2 separate regions of the Homo sapiens genome follow, and region 2 is linked to region 1. The links are chromatin loops, found by intact Hi-C in ENCODE. Cell type or tissue: dorsolateral prefrontal cortex. All regions are shown on one strand.

Region 1 (8,000 bases):
ACCTTTTATCAGGGCAGAGATGGTGAAGCAATTAGATTGTTTCTTCATTCTCTTTTGGTTGGGCAATGTAGAAAGCAACTGTGGCAGTGGTAACAGGCCATTTATACAACTTCATAGGCCACCTGTGGTCAAGCCAAATCAGTATTCACTGAAAAAAGGAATTAATTATTCTTTACAAAATCATCGTCCCTTAAATTTTAAGGAACTTTGCTCAAGAGTTACTAGCACTTGTAGTCTAGGTATATTTTTGAAGCATATGACAATTGTGTGGATGAAAGAGTGATAGTGTGCTTGTAGACAATAGAATCTTTGGAGTTGGAAAGTGTGGTGCCATTCATTCTGGTGACAGGATTCTGGGTGTGTTCTCTGAAGCTGCTCCATAGTGTTAGTCATGTGTAGGTAAATAATAAAAATGGCAAACCCATTCAGTGCTTACTATGTGCCCTAAGTGTTAACTTGTCATATATTCACAGTGACCACCATGATGTAGGTAACATTATTATCCCCATTATACCTGTGAAGAAACTAAAGACATGGCGAGGTTTAGAAACTTGTCCAAGGTCACATAATCAGCATTACTTAGTGTCTTGCATGTGACAGGCACTAGTACCTCAGATCAGCATGCTGAAGCATTGTACTATAAGCACCTTGCAGATTTTAACTTCAAGCCTTACCACAATCCTGAGATGTATCAATATGTCCATTAATCAGATGAGGAAACTGAGGCTCATTTTAAGAGACCATACAATACCTAAGAGAGAAGTGCCAGGTGGGAAGAAGCAATGTGTAAGTGGCACCTGTTCTTTCTACCCTGAGTTACCTTTTCCTCTGCTCCTTGCTCTTCACAGCCCTCCATAATATGATTGTTCTACCCTTTAAAAGTCTGGTCCAAAGATAGATTTAGACACCATCAAGAAACACTTTTCTACGGCTCAGGCAAGAAGAGGAGTTCACGTCTCTAGAGTCAGACAGAAATTGTTGAATCCCAACTCTGCCACTTATTGGTGGTTTGACTTTAGGAAGGTTTCTTAATTTCTCAAGGCCTCATTTTCCCCAACTGTAAAGTGAAGATTACAGTGATATGTCATAGAGTTACAGTGAGGATTAAATAAAATCATTTTAATAAAGCACTTAACAAAGTGCTTGGTATATTTCAAGTACTCATTAAATAGCAACAGTAATAACAATAACAGAAAGGATGTTGTTTTTAAGGGAATTCATCACCAGATCAGTATCAAACTGTGCTCCATGAATCAGTAGTTTCTTGAAATAATAATGGAACTGTCTAAAAAGGAGAAAGAGGGTCATAAAGCAAAATAAAAGTAGAAAACTCTGGTTTAAACAAAATTAAACAAGATTTTTATTGTAGAACTCTTATAAGCCTTTAATAGCCAATATATTGGTAGAGCTATAAGAGGGCAATAGAGAAGGCAAGACTTCCTAATCCATTTGAATAGTTCTATTTTTCTGGGGGGTCCATTAAGTCCTGGGGACTCTTTGGGAATCCCTCTACTGGACAAAATCCTGAGTATCCATTACATTTTTCCGAGAAGTAGGGAATTCTATTATGCTTCCCCATCAGAGATTTTGAAATAGAGATGAAAATAGTATATTCTATCATTTTCAAATTTGTGTAACATCCCATGTGCTTAAAAAATACTCCTAGGGCTTTAGGAAAAGTGGGGTTGATTCCAGTAATAATTAATATTAACTAAAATAGACCCACAAACTATCAAAAACCACAAGTTTAATAACATGAAACATGTATGTAGCAGTACTGAACCACTACCCAACCCTCTCCTCAACCTGGAACGTTCTTCTCTACTCTGACCGTTCCAACCCTGCTTACCTGGTTAACTCCTAGGCATTCTCCAGGCTCACTGCAGATGCCATCTCTGCCAGCAAGTCTGTTCTGTATAAGATGCCCCGTAGCCCATGTATTTGCCCCGTCACAGCACCACACCAAAATGGCAACACGTTGATGGCAGAAACAATGTCCTCTTCACTATTGAGTCCCAGGGACTCACATAGCACATGGCACAGGATCAGTGCCAAATAGACTTTAGTGAGCTGAATCTCAGCACAAAGGGCAAAGCTAGAGTTGGAGATGGGAAGAGAGAATCCTACATGGGGGAAAAAAAAGGGAGAGGCTCTGGGGAGCAGAGGCCTGATGGATAACACATGCAGGATGGGCTTCAGGTTGCAAAGTTGGTAATAGCAGCGAATATCCTCGTAACCCTGGGGAATCAATAAGGAAGGGGCCCTTGAGGGTGCCAAATAGAGGGTCTCAACTTTGCTTTGCACCACCTTTTTTAACCTCAGCTGTTTCTATGTAATCAGTTAGTATGTGCAGGAATTTTTGTCCTACACAAGTGCATTTATTTGCATATCGCTAGAAACAACACTAGTGAAAGTCAACAATGCTTTGCATAATTTATGTTTCTTTAGAAAATATGAGCTGGGTGTGATGGCTTATGCCTGTAATCCTAGCACTTTGGGAGGCCAAGGCAGGAAGATCACTTGAGGCCGAGAGTTCAACACTCAGCAACATAGTGAGACCTTGTCTCAAGAAATAAATGAATAAATAAATAAAAATAAAATAAATATAAAAGAACAATGTGGTTGACTGTGTCTTAAGGGCAGCTCCCAGATGATCCCTTAGTAGAAGTATGACTGGACATTCTTTACAGTAGACTGGGTATAGAGAGGTTACTGGAGCCTGGAAAGATTTCTCAGGGTGCCCTAAGGTAAGCTCACAGCCTGAACCCTGAGGAACGTTTAATAGTGAAGCTCACTGCCTTTCTCCTTATCAGCCTTCTCAAGTCTTTATCTTGGTTAACCTCAACACCATCCACTTAGATTTCTAAGCTGGAGATCTCAGAACCATCCTTGCTTCCCTCCTCTTCCAAACCAAGCATTCAAAGAGTCACCAAGTACAACTGATTCTATTTAAGTTCAATGTGGCATTTTGTTTTGTTACTAAATTCTTAAATACATGCATCCTCATAGAAAAAATTGATAGATGAAAAGATAAAGCAGCAGGAGAAAAGTCACTCTCAATTCCATTGTTAATATTTTCTAGTATTCATGAAATTTTCTATCAAGTTCTGTATATAACTTTGACTATAGATTTTTTAAATTTGTTTTTTTAATCTATTCTTGACTCTCCTGCTCTCCTTCATTTATTGAAACTGATTTTAAGACCTTTCCTCATCTGAAACAAAGTATTTCCTGTCCCTAAAGACAGAAGAGTAATGAAAACAAGCGTGAACCCTGCTTTCATGGGGCCCACAAGGAATGTATGTAAATCTTTCCTTCCCTTCTTTAACACAAGGAGTCTCATACAGCTCATACTCTTTATTCCTCATAACATTATATTTGGAAATCATTTTATATCAATTCCTCATTCCTATTTCCTTGTATCCTAGCATCATAATATAACCAGCCCTACTGATGGATATTGATGGGTATTTAAGGTGCTTCCAATCTTTTGCTATTGCAAACAGTACTACAGTAAACAACCTTATACATAAGCCATTTCATGCATGCAGGACCAGAGCTATAGGATAAACCCCTGAGAGTAGGGCTTGGGGAGAAATTGCCAAATTGCCCTCCACAGAGTTTTACCAAATAACATTCCATCAGCAATGTATAAGAGTGCCAGCTTCCCCACCACCTTGGAACACTTTTATTCTCTTCTTAGAACTACTTGGTGGCCTGGAGAAATCTCGTAGCTGATCAAACTGAAGGAGCAGGAATGTGAAGTGGAAGGATTCTCCCCTCTCCCAGGCCACCGAGAAACTTGTCTTAATGGAGGTCTGGGTTTATTTTTTAAGAGCCTTTATTCCTTATAGAAGAAAGAAGAAGGAGAAAAAAACAGAAAAACCTACAATGCTACTATGTGAGTGCCACAAAGAGGAACAGATTTCTGTCCCATGTTTCCAACGAAACCAACCACTTAAAAAGATACAGGGCGCCATTCAGGGTTGTTGGAGCAGTAGAAGAACACGTAGCTGATCTGCAATCAAATGGCCACTCGGGAGAGCAACCTGTGTGCTTTTACCCACAGAGCAGCCAGTTTCAACTGGAACTTATGCAGGGCCCGTTTGCAGACTTCTTTGTGCGGTGGTTCATTCCCCATCTTAGAGGCTGGGGCAGGTTAGGAGAGAGCGCCCATGTTGTACAACAGTATATCTGAGCTGCCCTTTATGCCTACCTATTTCTTTCCCTGCTTTCACCCCTTTGTGTGTTTTTAATGGGGATAAGTGTGAGCTATACTGGAGCGCAATCACATTGTGGTCTTAAAAGGGTCTCTGATGATAGAAAATATGTCAATTTATTATTTCCCTCAGGACAGAGAAAAAAGTACAAAGGTTCAATGGATGATGAAGATAATACTTGTGCACTGTATAGCATTTTCCAACAAAGGATTTTAAGGTGATTTTCCTTTAAAAAATATTTTATATTTTAGTCCCATTTTGTAGGTGGGGAGACAAGAAGATTTCGTAGTGACTAAAATGTCCTAGTGGTGGGACCCTGCATAGAGTCAGCATCTCTATGATCCTTCCGGGCTCTTTTCACTCCCTCTAGTGGAATTTGGTTCTTCACATCAGAGTTTTGACAGCAATAGCAAGCACTGTGCTATTGTGTGCGATCTTTTGGGTACCAGAGCCAGTTTCATCAAATCTTCAACCTGATGGCTCTATCTGTGATCAGAGCTATCTCATGTACCTACAGTTGCAGTTTCTTTAAATAACAATTAGCGCAGGAGATCCTGGGCTGCTCTTGAATGCAGGGAGTATGCTGGTGAAACTCAGCAAGGAGGTGGTCACTTGTTTTTTTGTCACGCAGGGTCTTTCATAATGAATCAACAAAGCATTGACAATAGTTTTCTTGTAAACTGAACAAACCTTATAAATGGTGTGTGGTCTCCCCTCCCCCATGAATTAGTTCCTTTGTCCTGAAATGTGTGGTTAGCCCAGATATTCATTCCGCTCTGCTGGGAGAGTGGCAGAGTCTAGGGAGGCACCCAGAATGTGCAAGACAAGTCGACATTTTACATTTTGGTCTTCTTTATCAGAGCTGGAAATATTTCATTTGTACCTTGACAAATCAGGAAAAAAAAAAAAAGCATGGGTGGACAGCATAGAAAACTTTCCCAAGTATCTGAGTGATCAATTTTAGGACATGAATGTGATAGCTGCTTCCTCTTTTTTATGTGTACAATGATGAAAGGAAATTAAGACTGTAGAAACAGTTTTTAAAGTGCTTTGTATGGCTGCTTGAAATTCATTATATGATTGCCTGTTTTTTAAAAACCTAAATAAGGAGGGCTAAAGTACTTAGGAGAAAACTAATTGCTTTAAGCTTTTCCTCCTCAGTGTATGCTATTCTCTGCTGTTATATAATCTTGGATATTGAGCAACTGAATGAAAGAAACAGTGTCTTACTTAAAGTAAATGGACAAACATCATTTACTGCTGGCGTTTTTGGCTCTTGGGGTGGGGGTGGGGAAGATATCTCATAGTGAAGTTCACCATAGCTTAGAGTTCATAAAATCAACCTTATTGTCAAAACACTGAAATAAAAATTCACAGAATTGAAAGGAGCAAATCTATGTGGAGGCAGGTTTTTAAAATCTTGAAATGTTCAAGTTTTGCTTCTTGTCTTTACAAAAAGGCAAATTATGATGGCATAATTTTTGACATGTTGTTACCAGAGAGATTGTGTGTTGGAATGTATATTAGATTAAATTGATAGATGGTTGTGTGAAAAGAACTGCAATATTCAAACTTGACTGTATGCATAAAATTATTTACAGAACTATACCACATTAATACCATCTTATTTCATTTCAGATATAATTTTACTTAATGGTAATTTTTATAAAGGATATGAATGTGTTTTTCTTTTTTAAAAAAGAATTGCCAAAATCATTGCCAACACATGAAAACAAGTCAATGATTAAGATCACATAAACCCATGTCATATGTATATTCAATCCAGAATTGTTTTAGGGTCATTGTAGCCATAGAGTTTTCAAATAAATTATTTGAATATAAAAGTAGATTATGTATTTCCCCTGTGGCTGGCCAAATGTCTTTTCAACAAAGGGTAAAATAAGAAGGCTATTTTTTGTGTAAAAGAGTGATCTTTTTAGTCATGCTTGGCTGCCTTTTCAGGACTGTCTCCATTTATAATGAGATATTCTTGAACTCATTTGAACCAGAAAGTTTAGTAAATTTGTGGTACATTTTTACATAAAATATCATAATTTGTTTTAAAGGATCAGGTCTAGAGCAAAGAGAAAGTATATGAATGATTGTTTTGATTTTTAGACTATAATTTTGAGCTGACATCTACATTGGACAATGTCTGGAATATTGAAAAAATATATTTATTTGGTTACTATTTCATACTTCTTGGCAGTTCTAATTTCATCTTATTGTCTACTTAAAAGTGTGCTTGCTATTCAAATCTCAGTTGAAGCTGTCATAAAGACTATCATTACAATAGTTTCTATAGTTTTCAGAGTTCTTGGCATTGAAAGGTGATGATGGCCCTTCCAGAATAATAAGAAAAAGTATTTTATATAAATTTTATGGCTCTGCTTTGAAGTAAATTTGACTTATATGCAAATTTGCTAATATTAACTTTTTTCTTTTCCTATTAACATAGTTAGTAAAAAAAATAATCCTAAGGCTGGAAATGCACGGGCATATGCTTACACACATGTAGTGGTGAAAGAAATCTTTTTGAAAACTGAAAGTAAATTTTGACGTGATCATTAACATATAAAAACATGTTTGTGTTATTCTCTAGTGTTTTAACATTCTCTACACTTAACTATTTTTCTAATATACCTGAAGATCTTTTTTAAAAAATTTTAGTTATATTTTTTGCAGTTACAAGCAGAAAAATCAGTTAATAGATTTTTAATCTGATATCAAAAATCAACTCCATATAGTACTTATTTCCAATCTTATTTCTCTAATTGTACTTTGAAATGGATACATTATTTGTTTTACATTTGTACTTCCCTTGAACCTCCTATTTTCTTTTAACTACTCTACAACAAATGCCATTTTTTTTTCTATTCTTTTCCCTTTATCTGATTTTTACAGCAAATGATGTGTCATGTCTCTCCTGAAATTGACCATTCTTTTCAGAAAAGATTTTTTCTTTTTTGGCCTATGGTGCTACACTGAAAAAGTCACCCAGCTAAAATGAGTTACTTCATTTCCAAATAAAAACAATAGTGTTTTCATGCCTGCACTTATTATTATTCTGAGAATGTACTAATTTGTTACATCCAAGATGACGGTTCGTTGGGTCCGTGAAAAGGGCAGTGTGCCAACTACAGCAGGGAAGTAAAAGGACTTCTTTCATGGGAAGTAGTGGGACAGAAAGTAGCCCGCAGTTCTTGTGGGCATCAGGAGGCACGCTGCCAATGGAGTCATCCCAGTATCAAGATTTCCTGTGTTGGGTTCTGAATCAAGCTAAAACTATGATTTCACTAATGTCGGCCTGGGCGGTCAAATTTTCAAACTCGCTATTACGCTAAGGAACAACTGATAGATGTTTTATCCCCATAGGCACTGGCTGATGCGAAACAAGGATTTTGAATGTGTACAGTGCATTATTACTTTTGGTATTAAGCTTAAATAATTGTCTACTTACCCTGAGCTGGTAATAGCAAAATACAAGCAAAGGAGGACATTTTTACAAAGTAAAACTGCAAAACAGATTTATCTATATTACTATGGATTTTTTTTATTGTTGTTCTTCTCCCCTATTAAATTTGAATGATAATGAAGTTTGATTCTATACTTTTATTCGGCTCTAAACCAGGGTGGTCTCATAATTTTGTTTTACATGCATGACATTGCTTAAGGTCATTAGTTGTAAATCGTAGTACAAAAAGGCTGAAAATATATTCAGCACTTTGTAGTTTCCGAATACACATTTAAGAGCTGCTATGAAAAGTCGAGACCTACATG
Region 2 (8,000 bases), 160 kb after region 1:
TTTAGAGATCAACTATAGATATAAATGTGATATTTCATGAATGTCACCTGGGATATTTGAATAATAATATCACTGACAAATATTGCAAAGGTAATGGGAAAGATTATGAATCATTTTTAAGTGAATAAAATTTAGCATCATCTTTATGCCAAGTATGTGAAAATATATAATATTTCAGGTATATGTATCTACATAATATGTGCATCTTCATTCAGTATCTGTTTCCCACAGTATATCTTGTTTCCACAAAGAAATTATCTACTTCTGCTGGGCGGAATCTCGTCTCATATTTCTCATGCATTCTACAGAGCCTACCGTGTAAAAAACATAAAGTTGGTACTTAATAAAAACTTATTTGATTAAATAACTGAGGTCAGAAATAGCAGAAAACTAGCCCATCTTAGATGGAGTCATTAGTGAATAAGAATTATTTATTCCTAATAATATTGATGAAGTGGCAAAAGTTTTACTGTGCCAAGTAATTCTAGACAATAAAACTATAGTTCATTTTTTTTTTAATATTCAGTAGAACAAATTTTATGGACCTGAAACATCAAGGGAAATAGGGAAAAATCACCCTTCTCATCTACTCAGGTTTGCGTAGGTTTATTTTTTTTTTCTTTTTTCACTTTAAAAGTGTGATCTTAGGCTGGGCCTGGTGCCTCATGCCTGCAATCCCAGCACTTTGGGAGACCAAGGTGGGCAGATCACGAGGTCAGGAGTTCGAGACCAGCCTGACCAAGATAGTGAAACCCCATCTCTACTAAAAATACAAAAATTAGCCGTGCGTGGTGGCAGGTGCCTATAATCCCAGCTACTCGGGAGGCTGAGGCAGAGAATTGCTTGAACCTGGGAGGCGGAGGTTGCAGTGAGCCGAGATCACACCATTGCTTTCCAGCCTGGGCTACAGGGTGAAAATCCATCTCAAAAAAAAAAAAAAAGTGATCTTAAAGTTGGAGTGGGAGAATAAGACAGTAAATCAGCCCAATCTTTTATAGCAGCATATTCACTTCACTTAGAAAAAATAACTTTAATTGCACAGGGATAGAAAGAAAGATATTTGAATACCTTTCCTTGACAAGATTCAGAGCTTTCATGTAAGAATAAAATATACATTTACAGTAAATTTAGATTTGGGGTAGAATTTAAACTCTTGTCCATCAACATGTAATGAATGAATGTGACGCTTGCATAATAGCATTTTTTGGAGCACTGTTAGAGCAAGGGAGTCTTCGCAATGCTAAAGAAAAAAGGAAGTTAAAAAATTTAAGGATGTTTCACTTTCAATAAAAAAAATCCTAGTTGAAATAAGTTGGCAACTCCATGTTCAGAATCTATATTGTTTCTCTAATGTTCAGGAATGGTTAAGGCAGGAAAGAGAATCTCAAGGTCACCAGGAATAGTCCTTAGAGTATTCTTATAGGGCTTATCTGTGCTCACATGCCTAATTTTTTTCCAAGTGCAAAAGAATGGCCACTTGCTTGAGACAGGCCCAGTGCCATCCTTTATTCAAGTTCCTTTATACTCCTCTTTTTAAAGAAGCTGTCAAGTTCTTTTTTTGCAGTTGACAGGAAAGGCCAAATCTGTGGTACAGGAAAGGAGGCGCAAAAAAGAAACTTTTTTGTGTTGATGTTTTACTAAGTGAGCTAAGGAGAATTTTAGAATCATGCAATTTACTCTGGAGGCATTTACTGTACATAGCTATAGTGATGGTAATTTCTTTCATTGTTGAAGTGAAAAGATAACCATCAATCAGTTGTCAATTGGTCAATTGCAGAAGTGATGAAAAGAAACTGGTAGGAACAATCACTTCTGTGGCTACCTAGACCATTTGGAGGCATAAGAAAAGTATGGGAACTGGATTGCATTTTAAAAAGGGATTGGACCAGATTTTCAAAAAGGTTAATAGGCATAACTTCTTTGTAAAGGATGGCTTTGCAGTTATGCATAATCAGGAAATGCATTTTAAAAATGAAAAATTTTAAAGACAATGAAAAGTTTAAAAGTAAAAATTATTTATTTAATTAGATCAGGTAAATAAGCCCAGAAGACCTTGAATTTCAGTGTGTTCCTAATGGAGGAATAAATATAGTTTACTAATAACCCAACACATGTATTTAAAACAAATTAATGAAAATTACTTTGCACTCATGCCTTAGGTTCTAATCTTGGACACTTTGAAATAAATAACTTTCCAAGTATTTATTATGAGAAATAGAACATACAAGCTAATTGTGAACACTGTTTTTAAGCAAATATTTACAGATAATTTAATTTTTTTGAACCTATGGAAGTTTATATAAAGGTTAAGATAAGAGCAATTTAAAAAATCATTAACTTGCATAAAAGGCAAATGGCACACTTAGGGACTTAGTGCTGTAAGCAAGATTTCATTTTAATTTATCCTATTTTCCTAAGAATGGCAATGTTATTGATTTATTCTGAGAGAGTTCCCCACACACATAGTGATTTTTTTTTTTTTTTTACCGTGGTAGGTAATAAAAAGGATTACAGGCCCCCAGAAGGATGAGATATCATCAGTTTGTAATCCAGCCCATGGTTTCCTAGATACCGTATTGTCTATTCTGTTCCGCTATGTGAAAAATGTTGAATATCAACAATGGGTTTCAGTGCTGTATTGTTGAGTTTTGTATGAACTAATCTAGCTTCTCTAAAAAAAAAAAAAAAAAAAAAAAAAAGAAAGAAAAGAAAGAAAGAAAAGAAAGAAAGAAAGAAAAAAAAAGAAAAGAAAAAAAAGAGAACCACAGCTTTGGACAAAAGTCTATAGCCAGTGCATTTGAAAACTCCCCTTGCACCAGGGCTGACTGTAGCTGGGGGAAGACATTTTACTCATTTGCTCTTTCCTTTCATACAGTCAGCTGGTCCCTCTTCTCAGGTGTAGATCACCTATTATAATTTTACCTAATTTTGATACTCTGATAAGGAAAGTCCCAGGACTTATCAGCTGGGATAGGCCTCACTTACAAGACAGCTCTGTTCAGTATTTGGAAGGTAAGCTATTTGCACAACTTCTCTGCTGTAGTGTACTGGCCTAGCTCTAAAACTTTGCAGTACATCACTTATTTTTAACTTTCACTTTTTTTCTCTTTTCTTCTTTTGGAGAAAGAAAGCCTGACAGGTTTCTTCGGAAAAGTGGCCATCCATGGAATGAATGAAATGTTCTCTTTCTATTCCAGTAAGTAATTGACTTGTAACTAAAAATTGAACTAGCTGCTATGTCAGCTGCAATGTGAGCTGCTGCTGGCACAGGTGTTGCTTACTCTTTAGCCTGGAAAGAAAAGGGGTTTAAACTGTGATTAAATTTCAAGTCAATTGACCTCAACATGATAGTACATAATTCTCACTTGCCTACCAAATGGCCTGAGTTCTCATTTTGACCCTGATTCTGACACCTGCGTTTTTAATGTTTGGTGTAGCTAAAGCTATGGTTGCTCTTTTGTTTAGAAATAAAGTGGGTAGAGAACAGTTCTAAGTAAATAACAAATGGTAGCCAGCCGAATGAGTCTTTAATACAGCGCTCAACGTGTTCGATTTTTTTAATGCATTAACTCTGAGTTCATGTAAATTATTATTCAATCTTTTCTTTTTAAACAGTATGGATTTATGGGTAACAATTTACTAACTATGGATACACAGTAAATCCAAATCAGTGAATTACAAATAAGGAAAGGATGTGAGAATTTTGATGTTAAGTGCTTTCAAATTAACTTTGATTATGTAACATATCATAGGCGAAATATGCCTTGCACTTCAATTATTTTTGAGCCCTAGGAATGAAATAGCAGCATTGTTTTTCTTCCTTAGTATAAATAGAACAAAAGTCTCCTTAACTTAAGCAAGATGACCGTATTTGAGTTTGGGAGACAAACCTTTATCTTTTCCCAAAAGCAAAATAAAAATCATCTAAAATTTAGTGACATCTAAAATTACAATTTACACTTAAGGCTATTCTCCATTCATTTTTTGTAAAATGGTTGCATGCTAAGGATTGATCTGTAAGATGAGAGCACCCATGGATTGTTGTTTTTTCCTCCTAACTTCCTTTCTAACCTGGGAATTAGGAGAACTTGCTGATGATGCTTGCTTAACCCTGCTTTTAGTGCCAGGCTGTAACTAGCTCTCTGTGAAACCATTTCTGATCCTCTGCTTGCAGTGGTGAGCCTGAATTTTTCCCCCTCCTGGCCCATCACTGTCAGTCAATTATAAGATTGAACTGAACCAGAAAATCTGGTACAGTCTGGTAATTACTACAAAGGGTTTCCAGTCTAGTGTAAAGACAGAGATGCAAGAGCCCCAGCAGTCTCAGAAATCGTTTTGATTGGCCATGGACATTGCCTTTTAGTGCTGCTTGGTGACTTCCTAAAGATATTGCCTCCTACCCTACAGGTCTTCTCCTTCAAGTACATTATGGGCCTTTTTTAAAAGTCGTGCGTGTGTGTGTGTGTGTGTGTGTGTGTGTGTGTGTGTGTTCATGTGTGTTCGTGTGTGTGTGTTTCTTTTTTTAGATTCAACTTCTCCCATTTTTAGTCTGTCATTTTTGCCTATCAAACAGACACATTTTGACTTGCCCAACAAAGAACCAAGTTATCAACACTCACAGAAACTGACATTTTTAATTCAGGCTTCATTATGTCTTTGAATTATGACAGTGACATACAAAGACATTTTAAGGGTTTTTCATTGTTTTTTAAAAATCCAGCATTGGGATGTTTATCTTTCTTTAGTATTCATATTTCCCTTTCTACCTTTATTCTCAGTAATATATAATTAGCATTATCAAAACCATCAGCTATTATCCTTTCTGACTTTTGACCTTTATTTTTTAAATAAGCCTCAAGCTAACATTCTCCAGAATAAGAAAAATTCCCTAACAGATTTTAATGAAATATTTTAGGATTATTTTAAAACATGAATCCCTTTTAAACATCAACACTACATGACTAGACAAGTAATGGGTCTTACGATAAAACAATAGCAACAAAATAAATTTGATGAAAAATTATTTTGTAAATCTAACTTGCATTTGATGGTAAGTGCGATTTTATAGTGTGTATTTCATCAGACATTTTAAACCATTACTTTGGAGTTCTTTGCTTATTATGAAAGGTTGTTTGGGGTAAATTCTTATTTTTTACAGAAGCAAACATTCTTTTTGATTATAGATTACAACGACTCATTAGTCATATCAGATATAGTGAAAGTGTTTGGTAATTTGTCGATATAACAAGTGCCTATCCCAAAAGATAGATTATGTCTATCTTATTTTTTTTAATTTGCTTTAAGGACAAGTTTAATGTCTGACACCCTGCACAAAATTGCAAAAGCAGCAGTGCCCAAAAGAAAAACAATCAAAAGAAAGCACAGGGTTTTCATCTCCAAGAATGCTATCTTTAGGACAATCTGCATCATGAATTTAGTTGTGATGTGTGTTGTGAATCTTCTAAAGGATCCTTTATTTATCTACACCTTAATGTAGCTTTAAATATCTGCTTTATTTCTATGTATAATCTTAACAAAAGTAGTTACATTACCATGCCTGGTACTGATTTTTACATCTGACTTTTTGCTGTTACATTTCAAGAAGGTTAATATTGCTTTTGTAACCCTGTCATGAGTAATGCATTTTCCCAGTAAACATGTCATAATGTTAAAGGCTGTTCAAGAAGCAGTGTTTCTGTTGAAACAGTTTTGTATTTATTTCTCTATTGTTTATTATCCATAATATAGTGTAAGGCTTTGAAAAGAACACGCATATTTATGTAATTAACACTTTTTGTTATTAGGAAAGCCTTCCCATTAAAAACTAAGAGAGTCTAAGAAAACTATATAAATGGGCAACTTTTCAGGAAAAATATTTGCATTCGATTTTAATTTGCCATCAAGCTTATATGTTAAAATGTATACATAAAGTGACTGAGGGAAGGGTACTTTCTGGTGTTTTTTTTCTTATTTTTTAATCTAAAATATATGTTGAAATTCAAAAGGTGTTCACCACATGCAGTGTGGCAGCGTTCAATATTCTTTAACAGCTGTATACTGTGTGGGTCTGTATGAAGTTACAGGGGCTCACAAGCTTTATAACGGACACAAACATTCTTTTCTATTTCAGTCTTAACTCCTAGAAGCAGGAGTAAGACTTGGAAAGAACCAAGCAGCCTCCTGCCCCACTGAGACCAGAGTACCTCTGCTATTATCTGCTGTGTATATTAGAGTTCCATTAAGATTTACTCATGAAAATCCCATGCTAGAAAGAAAAAGTGAAACATTACTGACTGAGGCTATCTTATAGAAAAGGAAAGCAGGGTTTACTCAAGGTTGTACACTGAGTGAGTGACAGTGTCAATTTTATCACCCAGTTTCTTGTCTCCTGGTCCCAGGCTTACTCTCCTAACCAGACACAGTCATGGCTCTGTATGTCCAGGCCTCCTAAACTATATTGCTAAAAGCTCACACCAAGAGATTCACAGCCATATGTTTAAAATCAGGATGCTTCCTGAAGATATAGTATCTAGGTGGTAAATGGAATTTTTTAACATTATAGACCAAAATCAAGCCCTTTATTTGGCAATATTATTCATTCTGGCTGCATTGTTGTAGCTGTTAGGTAAAAGATTGATTCCTCTTACTTCTTAGTAAAGTAATATTTTGGAGGTTTCTTAATGGTATTTCTAATTGTGGTAAAAAAATAAAATTTACTACCCTCACCATTTTTAACGGTATAGTTCAGTAATGTTAACTTAAGTGGTATTTTTTACAGTAGAAAAATAATTAGTACTTAAATCCAAAAGAAAGAAATTTTTTTTAAAAAACTGAATTAAGATGCTAATTTTTCAAAACATGTTTTATGGAATACCATCCCTATAAGCTATGCCAGCTAAAAAAAAAATAACACGGTCAAATAATTTATGTCCTTCTCTAAGAAATTCACAATGAAAATTTGTACTTGAAAAACTCTGGTAAATCATAAAGATCTCTTTGAACCTTGTATAATATAGTGTATCCCAAACTATTTTTCCATAGGTTTCCCCCAACCTATTTTGCCAAAAAGTCTATTTTTATTCTTCAGAGCTAATATTTTTAACACATTTTAGGAAATTTTCCTCTAATCCAACCTTTGCAGATTAAAAAAGATCTATAAAGTGATGTTTATACTATTTATGTTCACTGGCTCTGTGTTTACAAATCTTTTATCTTTATCTTATGGTAGTAAATCTCATTAATTCAATCACTCAACAAATATTTAGGCATGGGCTAAGTGCTGGGAATACAGTAATGAGTAAATCAGTCAGAACCCCTGACCTTACAGAGTTTACAGTCTGGGAAAGAAGTCACTGAAAGTGCTCTAATGTGAAAGTCAGAAGAAGGGAAGAAAGAAAAGAAGAAAGCAAGAAAGGGAGGAAACAAAAAAGGAGGGAGGGAGGGATGGAGGGAAGGAAGGAAGGAAGGGAGGGAGGAAGGGAGGGAGGGAGAGAGGGAAAAGGAAAGAAAGGAATGAATGAATACAGGAAGCACAAGCAATATTAGCTGTTTCTAACACTTATAGCTTATCTGGCTATGTTTTTTGTTGTTGTTTTTCCTCATTCTGAAATGAGAGAAGAGGGAAAGGGGGAAAAACTCCATCAGTTCAGTGGTCTGGTCTTTGAATAGAGATAGAAATAATATTTCTTTGAAAGCTACGTATGTATCAGCAATTGATTCTATGATAGTTCTCTAGCAATTCAAAGATGGGCTTCTATTGCTTAGAAGGGAAGGAGATAGAAAGAGAAGGAGAGAAGAAAAGGAGAGGAAAGGAGGAAGGAAAAAAGAAAAGAAAATGCATTTTCTGGTCTTCCCTCCTATTGTGGCATCTTAGCTGTTGATGTTACCTTCCATATAAGAAGATTCCTTTCAAGCGTCAGCAGAAGACCTTATTTGATGGTAACCATGGGTCCTACCTCTGTCAGGACATATTGCTTCTGACTATCTATCCATCCTTCTCT

What was found. Peaks named below come from ENCODE experiments on the same cell type or tissue, not always from the same donor. Only the 100,000 strongest peaks of a DNase experiment are listed, where the experiment ranks them.
Region 2: it touches region 1 in a loop (7-fold over the local background); 2 of 110 quality-filtered maps call a loop at or near these places.

Annotation. Positions count from the first base shown.
Region 1 is chr3:181,449,982-181,457,981 of GRCh38, forward strand. All of the region lies in intron 3 of SOX2-OT (SOX2 overlapping transcript), which reads left to right. Among named protein-coding and RNA genes, the nearest start is that of SOX2, 260 kb to the right of the region's middle. RefSeq lists an enhancer at 4,518-5,019. In dorsolateral prefrontal cortex, a CTCF peak has its summit at 4,549; DNase peaks (open chromatin) are centred at 4,980 and 7,400; H3K4me3 peaks cover 3,231 bases; H3K27ac peaks cover 5,091 bases.
Region 2 is chr3:181,607,734-181,615,733 of GRCh38, forward strand. It overlaps SOX2-OT (SOX2 overlapping transcript), which reads left to right. Exons shown (of 7, transcript NR_075092.1): 5 at 3,128-3,196. Among named protein-coding and RNA genes, the nearest start is that of SOX2, 100 kb to the right of the region's middle. In dorsolateral prefrontal cortex, no CTCF peak of the experiment used is centred here; no DNase peak of the experiment used is centred here; H3K4me3 peaks cover 6,792 bases; H3K27ac peaks cover 6,891 bases.